Linked DNA regions of Mus musculus: region 1 is linked to region 2. The links are chromatin loops, found by intact Hi-C in ENCODE. Cell type or tissue: left cerebral cortex. All regions are shown on one strand. Each heading gives the region's core, and the rest is flanking DNA. Links, peaks and the distances in the headings are about the cores only. Region 1 has its middle 7.9 kb from the start of Gm34481. Region 2 has its middle 4.1 kb from the start of Cd24a.

Region 1 (4,394 bases), core at 196-4,195, 92 kb after region 2:
CTCTTGACAGGCTCTTGATGGGGACCCAAAGGACAGCTGTAGAACTTTCAGGACTAGCCCAGAGGGGAGGCTATGAAGGGACTTGGCTTGTGTGATGGAATGGGGTGGGCATTATCAAGAACTTTGTGCTACAGAAGTTGTTCAAATTTAGTGAAAAGCTTATGGAATTGTCAGGAAACCTTTGAGGTTTTGAAAGAGCACACGGGCATCTGTATTTGATGGACAGGTTGAGGAGAAAGGTGTTGCAGTGACTATCCAGAAAACTACCGACGGAGACTATCAGAGCATTTAGGAGGTGCTTGTAACACCCAGATATAAAACTCTAGGAACCTGAGAACAACTAGCAACATTGGGTTGGAAGGAAGGAGACCCATTTAATGAACAGTTATGATGTACCTCTGTGAACTCACTGAATGGCTGGCTAGATAAGAACAAAGAGTCCTGCTTTGGATGACAGAGCACGTGGTGATGTGTGTGACTGAGATAAGATCTATAAGGCAAGGAGCCAGTCTGGGGAACAAAGGGAATGATAAGACCAGGAAATGCCAACGGGTTCAATAGATTCTGTTGGTGTTCTTACAGGGCCTGGGAAGGGCTGAATTTCTCCCACTTTATCTCATTCATGTTGACAGTCTAGTGGTCAGTCCCTTGGAAAGTGCTCTAACTTGAAAACAAGGTCTTTGCATATATAACGAAGCTGAGGTCTTATACGAGGCAGGTCGTGCCTTTACACAAATGGGGAAATTTGAATGCAGAGATAATCATGCACATTGGAGAACATTGTGTGTGGATGGGGGCAGAGACCAGATGGAACCAAGAAACTGCCGGAAGCAAGAACAAGTTGCCAAAGATCTTCCCCCGTTAACTGTCAAGTCCCTGACCTTAGTTTGGGACCTCTGGCCTCTAAAACTGTAGGAATAATTTCATTTTCCTGAGCTATATGATGTATGGTGCATGACACTTTCCTACCACAACCCTTCCTACCAAACACAGTGCCCAGATCTCCTGCTAGAGCTGTCTGGTTCTTTGCTATGCAGACCACGGCCAGAGAGAAGCAGGAGGGTCAACGGGAGAGCCAGTTGTCTACAACAGTATGGTGGGTGTTTGCCATTTCTATCTGTTGGAACCCTGCTCTCAAGGTCGCAATGCCCCTTGACTGGATGGTTCTCTGACCTCAGTACAAAATGGAGGACTCCCATTCTCTGGAGGGCTCCCCTTTCTCTGCCTGACCTTGCCTGGAGAGTATCCCTGAGTACAGACGCCAGGCCTTATCTGAAGAATGACCTTCTGTAGAGCTGTTTAGCTCAGCTCACAAGACCCGGTCTGGCTTCCCGCTCGCCCGCATGATAGTTAGGTACTGTATTGTGACCACCTACACCCCTAAAAGCCCTTGTATACTCTAATCCTGGAACAATCAAGTGCTGTCTCGCTGCAGTGGTCTCTGGAAGTCCATTGGCCACACTCACAGCCATCTAAACCCTGCTCACCGCCTCCACTCCCTTTGTCCTCTCGGGCCAGTGGCCAGTGACCCCCAGGGAGAAGGGAGACCCACACTGTCCAACTGTTATCTCCTCTTTTGGAGAGAGACTTCTCTGCTACTTAATGTTGTGTTGGTGGGACCGAGACTTGTGGTCCCATCTTCCCTCAAGTGTGGATGGAATCTAGCCTCGGTAATGTTGCATTGGGTCCAAATTCTTACAGATCTTTGAGGAATTTTATGGCTCACTCCAGGCAGTATTCCTCAATAGGAGGCAATATTTTTTCCATTTGCCTCTGAGAGTTTGAGTTAGCACTCCATCAAAGGGATATAGTGTAAACAAAACCATAATATCAGATAAGACAGCATATGTGGAATGGGAGCTGAGAGGAGAACAGAGCATGGGGACCCAGAGGGACAAGAAAGGTGGCACCCTGGGGCCCTGCAGAAGGCAAGGGAGAAGAATGGCCTGTGACTCTGCAAGGGAACAGAGAACAAGAAAAGGGTGACATGAACACTCCAATTTTAGTTAAGCAGGGAGTGGAAACGAGGCCATTATTAGATCTGCTATCTGGGTGGCTGTGTTAATGATACATGACTCTATCACCATTACCCCAGGACAGAGCTGCTCAAAACCTCACATGTCTGTAATTCTCACAGACACTGGGGGTCAGGCATCAGAAGCAGCTCCGGCTGAGGCCTCTCACGGGGGAGGGTGTGGGTGTGGGCGTGGTCCAGCTGTCACTCAAGTTAGGGTGCATTTCTAATATGTCTAGTGGAGGAGACTTCAGTTCTCCCTCTGTGTGCTCTAACTCCATGCAAGTAAGCCAAGAAAGAGATGCAGTGTACTCTAACGTAAGTAAAGTAAAGATGGGAGGTGATAACCCACCATGTGCGCCAAGCCGCACATGAAGAAGTGAGTCCTAGTGGGTCCCCACTTCCCTAGAAGTGGGTCACTAAGTATGTCCGACTCCCCGTGGGAATGGAAACCATCTCCTTAAAAAAGTATCAACATTTACAGAGATATATTCAGAACCGGCTCAAAATCTTGGGTAGTTTCTGCCAGAGCCGTGATAGAGAAGGATGAAGTGAGGCACGCCCCCTTTCTAGAACCGTGCCTCTGAAGAAACCGGGGAGGAAGCGTAGAGACAGTTTTAAAATCTCCCATGACTTTCACTTGTTAACACAGGGCCTACACTGTATAGATTTACAGTTAGCTAACCGCTAACAGGTAGGAGACAATGGGCCCAAAGGTGTTGAACTAGCCCTGCACATTCCTGCGGACACGGGAAGGGACTCATACAATCTATCTGATTCGCATTGTATCGACCGTAGAGGAGAGCGCCGCAGTCGCCGCGACTCCCTTGGGATCTAGGGCTCACTGTTGGGTGGGGTCTGCCACCACGACGGCCCTGTTACCTAGGAGGGGCTGCTAAGCAAACAGAGCCCTGTTTTATAAGTGGAGCTGCGCATGGGGACCTCAATGGAAGAGGAATAAAGATTCACATGTGAGAGAGGGGAAGGGCAGCCGGAAGCGGGGCTGATGAAGATGAAGAGGCGCTAGGACCTGCACTTTGGTTCCACTATAAACGGGAGGAGTGGGCTTTACTTTACCAATTTTGAAACGGAAGAAACGAGCGTGCGTGTAAAATGCTGGCCAATTATAGATCTCTTCAGCAAAATTAATAATAAAGCCTAAGGGAGACATTTTAGGTAGTGGTGTGAGGGTGTGGGCTCAGTCCACCTTCTGGGAGCTGAGTCACTTCCCAACTCAGCTATCTGATGGTTTCACAAGGGTAGGCTGAACCTGACCATGGCAACCGTGTTTGCCGTAGGAAAAAGCAACCCGCTTTAGTAGTTTTGCCGAACGGAGATAGCTTTATTTCTAAACACATTTAGCAGTGGACTACTTGTTCCCGTGCAGATGTGGGGTGAAGTGTCCGTTAAAGCTATTGCTCACTGATGAGACAGTGGACGTCCAGATGCGGGGGAGTGGCACAGAGGGGATGGGCCGGAGTTCCAGTGACCAGATAGTGAGTTCCTCTTCTGTAGATTCTAGGGGTATAATTTCCTCTTTCCTCCTGTCTTGTCTAATTGCCTCATATGCAGGCTAAGGTTGTGGTATGAGACTCGTGGGAGGGGTGAGGAAGTAGCTATTCAGGGAGAGAGCAAAAATATCCAGTGTATTTTATACATTTATATTTCTAGACTTTGCTGATTTTTTTTCCTTTTTCTTTTTGCTTTGCCTATTTAAATTTTACAAGTGCTAAGACGATATTATCAGAACCAAAAGACCTTTATAACTACACTCAACTGTAAGGTTCCCTCACTTCTACCCCACCCATGGCGATCTTCAGCCTGAATCACATGATTTCAGTTCCTTGATTTCTTTTTTTTTATTGCAATTATTCCTAAAACATATGTCAGTTTTAATTGCAGCTGCCTGTGATATTACGGAAAGAGGGCTGGTAATGCTTTCCAGCTTTTTGTGTACTGAACTCTTGGTTTTGATCCAACCGCTTGACTCGTTCATTTCCCCTGCTGTCAAAATGTTTTTACCAAAGGTGTTTTGTACGTTTTAGTCACAACTTCTTTAAATGTTTAAAACAAAAATATAGAGCCAGGCATAGAAGTCCATATTCCTCTTTCCAGAGCTCATTGAAAGATAGGCCCGGCATGAAGACACACCCCCAGTCTGAGACACACAGCTAATACTGTCTCAAAATAAAACTTCAATTTAATGTAATCAGACAAAGGATACCAGGTTTATCTGCAGACTGTTAAAAGACAGTTTATATAGTACTTGTGTAGGGAGTAAGTTCGTTATCCTGTGTCATCTTTATAGGTTGTTTTTTTCAGCATCGGTACCTTAAAGCACTTTCTCCTCTCTGACTTCTAATTCAGAAGTCAAACTTTA
Region 2 (4,394 bases), core at 105-4,104:
CAGAAGAGGGAGTCAGATCTTGTTATGGATGGTTGTGAGCCACCATGTGGTTGCTGGGATTTGAACTCTGGACCTTTGGAAGAGCAGTCAGGTGCTCTTACCCACTGAGCCATCTCACCAGCCCCCTCTATTACTCTTTATCTTATTATTTATTCCCGTGATCCATAGACTGGCTCTGAACCATGCCATTTCAGAATGGTTGTCTGGCTAATGAACTCCTGCATTCTGTCTGTAGCCCATTCTGGCACTGAGGTCATGGTATTCCTTCTGCCTCAGTCTTCTGAGGCCTGGAATAACACTCTGGTACTTCCAAGGTTTAAAAACTTTTTTTTTTGATATGTATGGGTGTTTTGTCTGTATATACTTTGTCTATGTATGCTTAGTGCCCATGGAGATGGTGAGAAGGTGTCAGAGGCCCAAGACCTGGAGTAACAGAAGCTTGTAAGCTACCAAGTAGGTGCTGCAAATTGAACCTGGGTCCTCTGGAAGAGCAGCCGGCAATCTGAACCACTGAATCATCTCTTCAACTCCAGATCTTACTTTTTAAAAAAACAAGATTTATTTTTTTATTTACCTTATGAGTACTCTATCTGCATACTCAGAAATCCGCCTGCCTCTGCCTCCCGAGTGCTGGGATTAAAGGCGTGTGCTGATCTTACTTTTTTTAACTTACTAATTTATCATGAGCTGAAAATGGTGGTGAATGCCTTTATTTCTAACACTTGAGAGGCAGAGGAAGGAGTATTTCTGTGAGTTCAAGGCCAGACTGGACTACGTACTGAGTTCCAGGAAAGTCGGGATACATAGAGAAAAATCTCACTCAAAAAACAAAACAAACAATCAAAGTTTAAGGTCTCTTTAGCTATGTCAAAGCCAGAGTACACGAGACCCTGTTTAAAACAGAAAAAGAAAAAGAAGAAGAAAAAGGAAAAGAAAATGTTGTGGGTGCAGAGGTGGCTTAGCAGTTACGAGCACTGGCTGCTCTTCCAGAGGACCCAGGCTCACAGCCATCTCCAGCTCTGTGGGGTTTGGTATCCGCTGGCTTCCTTGGGCACTGCACCTGTGTCATGCATAGACATGCATGCAGATAACACCCATTCACATAAAATAATAAAATATGCACTCCAGGGCAGACCCCATGTCCAGGAGTAACTGGCCAAACAAGCTGAACTCCATGGGTAAACAGGGTCGTCTAGAGTCCATCACTGGGGTGCTTGCTGCAGGCCCGATGGCCATGAGTTTGATCCCCCTGGAAAAAGACCTGACTCCTGTAAGCTCTTCTCTGCATCCGCATGTCCCCTTGCCCAACAAATAAATAAATGCATGTAAAAATAAAATAGGTTAAGAATTTACCATAGTGATATCTTCACGTAACACACATACATATACATACACATATAGCATATATACACATAATACATATAATATATAAAGAATATAATGTCCTTTTGCACTCTTTAGTGACTTTATATTATTTAATAGTATAGATATGTTAATTTCTCTAACTAGGTCTCGGTTTTTGGATAGTTAAGTGTTTTTCAGCCTGTTACCAAACAGCAACTAATTATTGCACATTACTCTGTACAAGTCAGTTTTATTATAGTTGATGTTTTGAGACAGAGTTTCTCTGTGTAGCCCTGGCTGTCCTGGAACTCATTCTGCTGACCAGGCTGGCCTCCAACTCAGATCCACCCGCCTCTGCCTCCCAAGTGCTGGGATTAAAGGGTGTGCCCCCACCAGGCTGTACAAATATATCTTTGGACTAAATTTAGCATTAGAATTGGCAGAGGGAGACATGCTGTATTAACACCAATAGATGCATCCTTTCCTACAGATCTAAAAGCGTTTTCTCATATCCCTGCAGGACAACACTTCCTAAAACTCTGAACTCACAGTTTGACCAAAGGCATTAAGAGGGTGCCTTCTTTTTATTTAATTCCCTTAAACAGTAGCAACTTCCACACAGGGACACTTCAGCATGGGCCACCTTACTCAGTTTGCATCTAAACATAGTCTGGACTGTTTCTATTTACAGCTGTTTTCTTGTTGGGTGAAGCTGACCATCTGGGAGAAATTGAAAAAAAAAAAAAGCTATAGGAGAAAAAACCCCATAACTCTAAAAGAAACTCACTGTGGCTTATTAGCTTCCAGAGGATCAAAAATTCAGGATTTTTTTTTAAAAACAAAATTCAGGGCTTTTTGTTAGATGAAAAATATATCATCTCTGTCTAAATCTACTTATTATTTTGACAATGAGCGTTAATAATCCATGTGGCCAGCAGAGGGCAGCACATCCCCATAGAGTGTCCAGGAGACGCCTTCAGCAGGGACTTTGGACCACATTAGCAAGAATACTAACCCACTTTGTCACTTCCCCGCCTCCAGGCTTGGGGCTGGTGAAAGAGAGGAACAAAGCTTGCCTAAAAGACCAAGACAAACTGAAGAACTGAATGCCAGCTAAGTGCAGGGCAGCATAGAAACAGGAAAGAAAGAAGTATTGTAAAACCAGCATCATTAAGTAGAAGGGGATTTTAATTAAATGTGATTATTTCAGGCACTGTTTACACAGCAAAGCCCAGAAAGTATACTTTATTGTATTAATATCTCACTTCACATCCATTTTGCTAAAAATGTCAAATAATTTAGCTCTGTATTTAATCTTCTATTTTCCTAAAAATAAGACTTATCTTTTAAAAATCAAAATGCAGGTTAACCATATACTTTAATGTTAGTCCATTTATCCAATACTGAGTGCCAGGAGGAGAGGACATGGGGTGGACATAGTCTCTGCATTCCTGCCCTCACTCCCACGTACTGGGGATTGAACCCAGGGCCTTGTACACGCTAGGCCAGTTGTAGTACTGAGCTACATCCTCCGCCCTGACTCCTGTTTTTTTGTTTTGTTTTGTTTTTGTTTTGTTTTTTTTCAGCAAAGCAGAAAGGACTGGAAACCTGGGTCAGGAAGCTTTGTAACTTCAGAGGTGGTATCATAACTGGTTCTGCGGCTGGGGCCAGATTTCTTAACATCTCTGTTTTATTTCAGAATAAAAAACAATACGGATGCGCTGTCAACCTCACAGACCCACACACAAAACACCATGTGAGGGCGGGCATTTCGGGCCACACAGCCACACAGATGGCTTAACAGGAAGACAGCCCGATGACTTGAGTCTGAATTCTGCAATCCACTTGGTAGCAAGACAACACAGTCCTCTGACTGTCACATGTGTGCTGTGGCACATGTAGACCCCCCTCCTCCTCCCCCAATGATAAAAGTAAGAAAGCAAGTAAGTAAATAAGTAAATGGGCAAGGAGAGGAAAGGAAAAAAGAAACACAAAGATATGCAAAGATGCTGCTGGGGGAAAAGGAGTATGATTTAAAGAGCCACAGCATAACATAATGCCCACGGCAACAGCAGAGGCAGCTTGCTGTGTCCTGTGAGCCAGCACTCTGCTAAATGTTGGAATTAGTTCAGTTAGGGCCTTATCCTTTGCATGTGGGTCCACCAGACAGGCGTTGTACTCTAGGCGTTGGGAGGTGGGGATGCTCACGAGAAGTCAGACAGGATCCTAGGAACGGGCAGAACAGGCTGGACCCAGAGTCTCTTGAGTGCTGCACCTGTCTGGTGGCCAGCCTTCCTCTCCGTTGAGCACAGAGGAACTGTATGCCCTGCCATTACAGTCTTACCCAGGACAGGACCAACATCCAAAATGTCCAGAATGCGGTGATTTCCCCAGCGTTCTGGAGGCTGAGGCAGGAGGAATCCGAGTTCAAGGCCAGCCCAAGATACACAGCGATTGTCAAACAGCAACCAGAAAGCACGTCATAGGCAATTCCATGAAAACCAGAGAAAACTGACCTTACTAGTTACCACCGTTCACACACATATTAATACATGAACAATCAGTTTCAAAACCACTCCATGCTACAGCTTCTCCAGAAAGTGTAAATTGGTCATGTTCTAAAGAAGAACTGGGGTTAACGTTAAGATTCCTTCTAGTGGCAGCTTGAGCTCTTGTTGCCTAAGAGAAAAGCGAACCGTGGAAAGCTGGAGGAGCAGGACAGCTCACCAGCAGCCAGCTCAGAGCGGGGCTCTTACACTTGAGGCTTCAGGGGTCATAGGTCAGGACACCCCCTTCTGGGCACAGAATGGCCAACATCCTGCAAACACAGAATCGGTCCGTTCCCCGGGAGATTCTGCACAGGTGGAGAACGGAACAAAACACCACATAGGAGCGAGCCTGCGGCTCAGCTCGCTGTTTCTTTCAAATCACACAGAGAGGTAAACGGGGAAGGTAACTGCTTTCTGTTTCCTGTTCCCTCCAGCCAAGGAGCAAATGCCAAGGGAGAGAGCTAAGAGCTAGGCACTGGAGCGCGCAACAGACACAGCAGT

Evidence for each region. A loop is a pair of places that touch in the nucleus more often than their neighbours do. Peaks named below come from ENCODE experiments on the same cell type or tissue, not always from the same donor. Only the 100,000 strongest peaks of a DNase experiment are listed, where the experiment ranks them.
Region 1: a loop joins it to region 2, with 2.3 times the contacts of the local background. A loop is called at or near these places in 1 of 42 quality-filtered maps.

What each region holds. Positions count from the first base shown.
Region 1 is chr10:43,664,582-43,668,975 of GRCm38, forward strand. No RefSeq gene overlaps it. Among named protein-coding and RNA genes, the nearest start is that of Gm34481, 7.9 kb to the left of the region's middle. In left cerebral cortex, for the core only: no CTCF peak of the experiment used is centred there; DNase peaks (open chromatin) are centred at 2,533, 3,305 and 3,546; H3K4me3 peaks cover 292 bases.
Region 2 is chr10:43,572,824-43,577,217 of GRCm38, forward strand. No RefSeq gene overlaps it. Among named protein-coding and RNA genes, the nearest start is that of Cd24a, 4.1 kb to the right of the region's middle. In left cerebral cortex, for the core only: a CTCF peak has its summit at 2,287 (motif pointing right); a DNase peak (open chromatin) is centred at 2,302.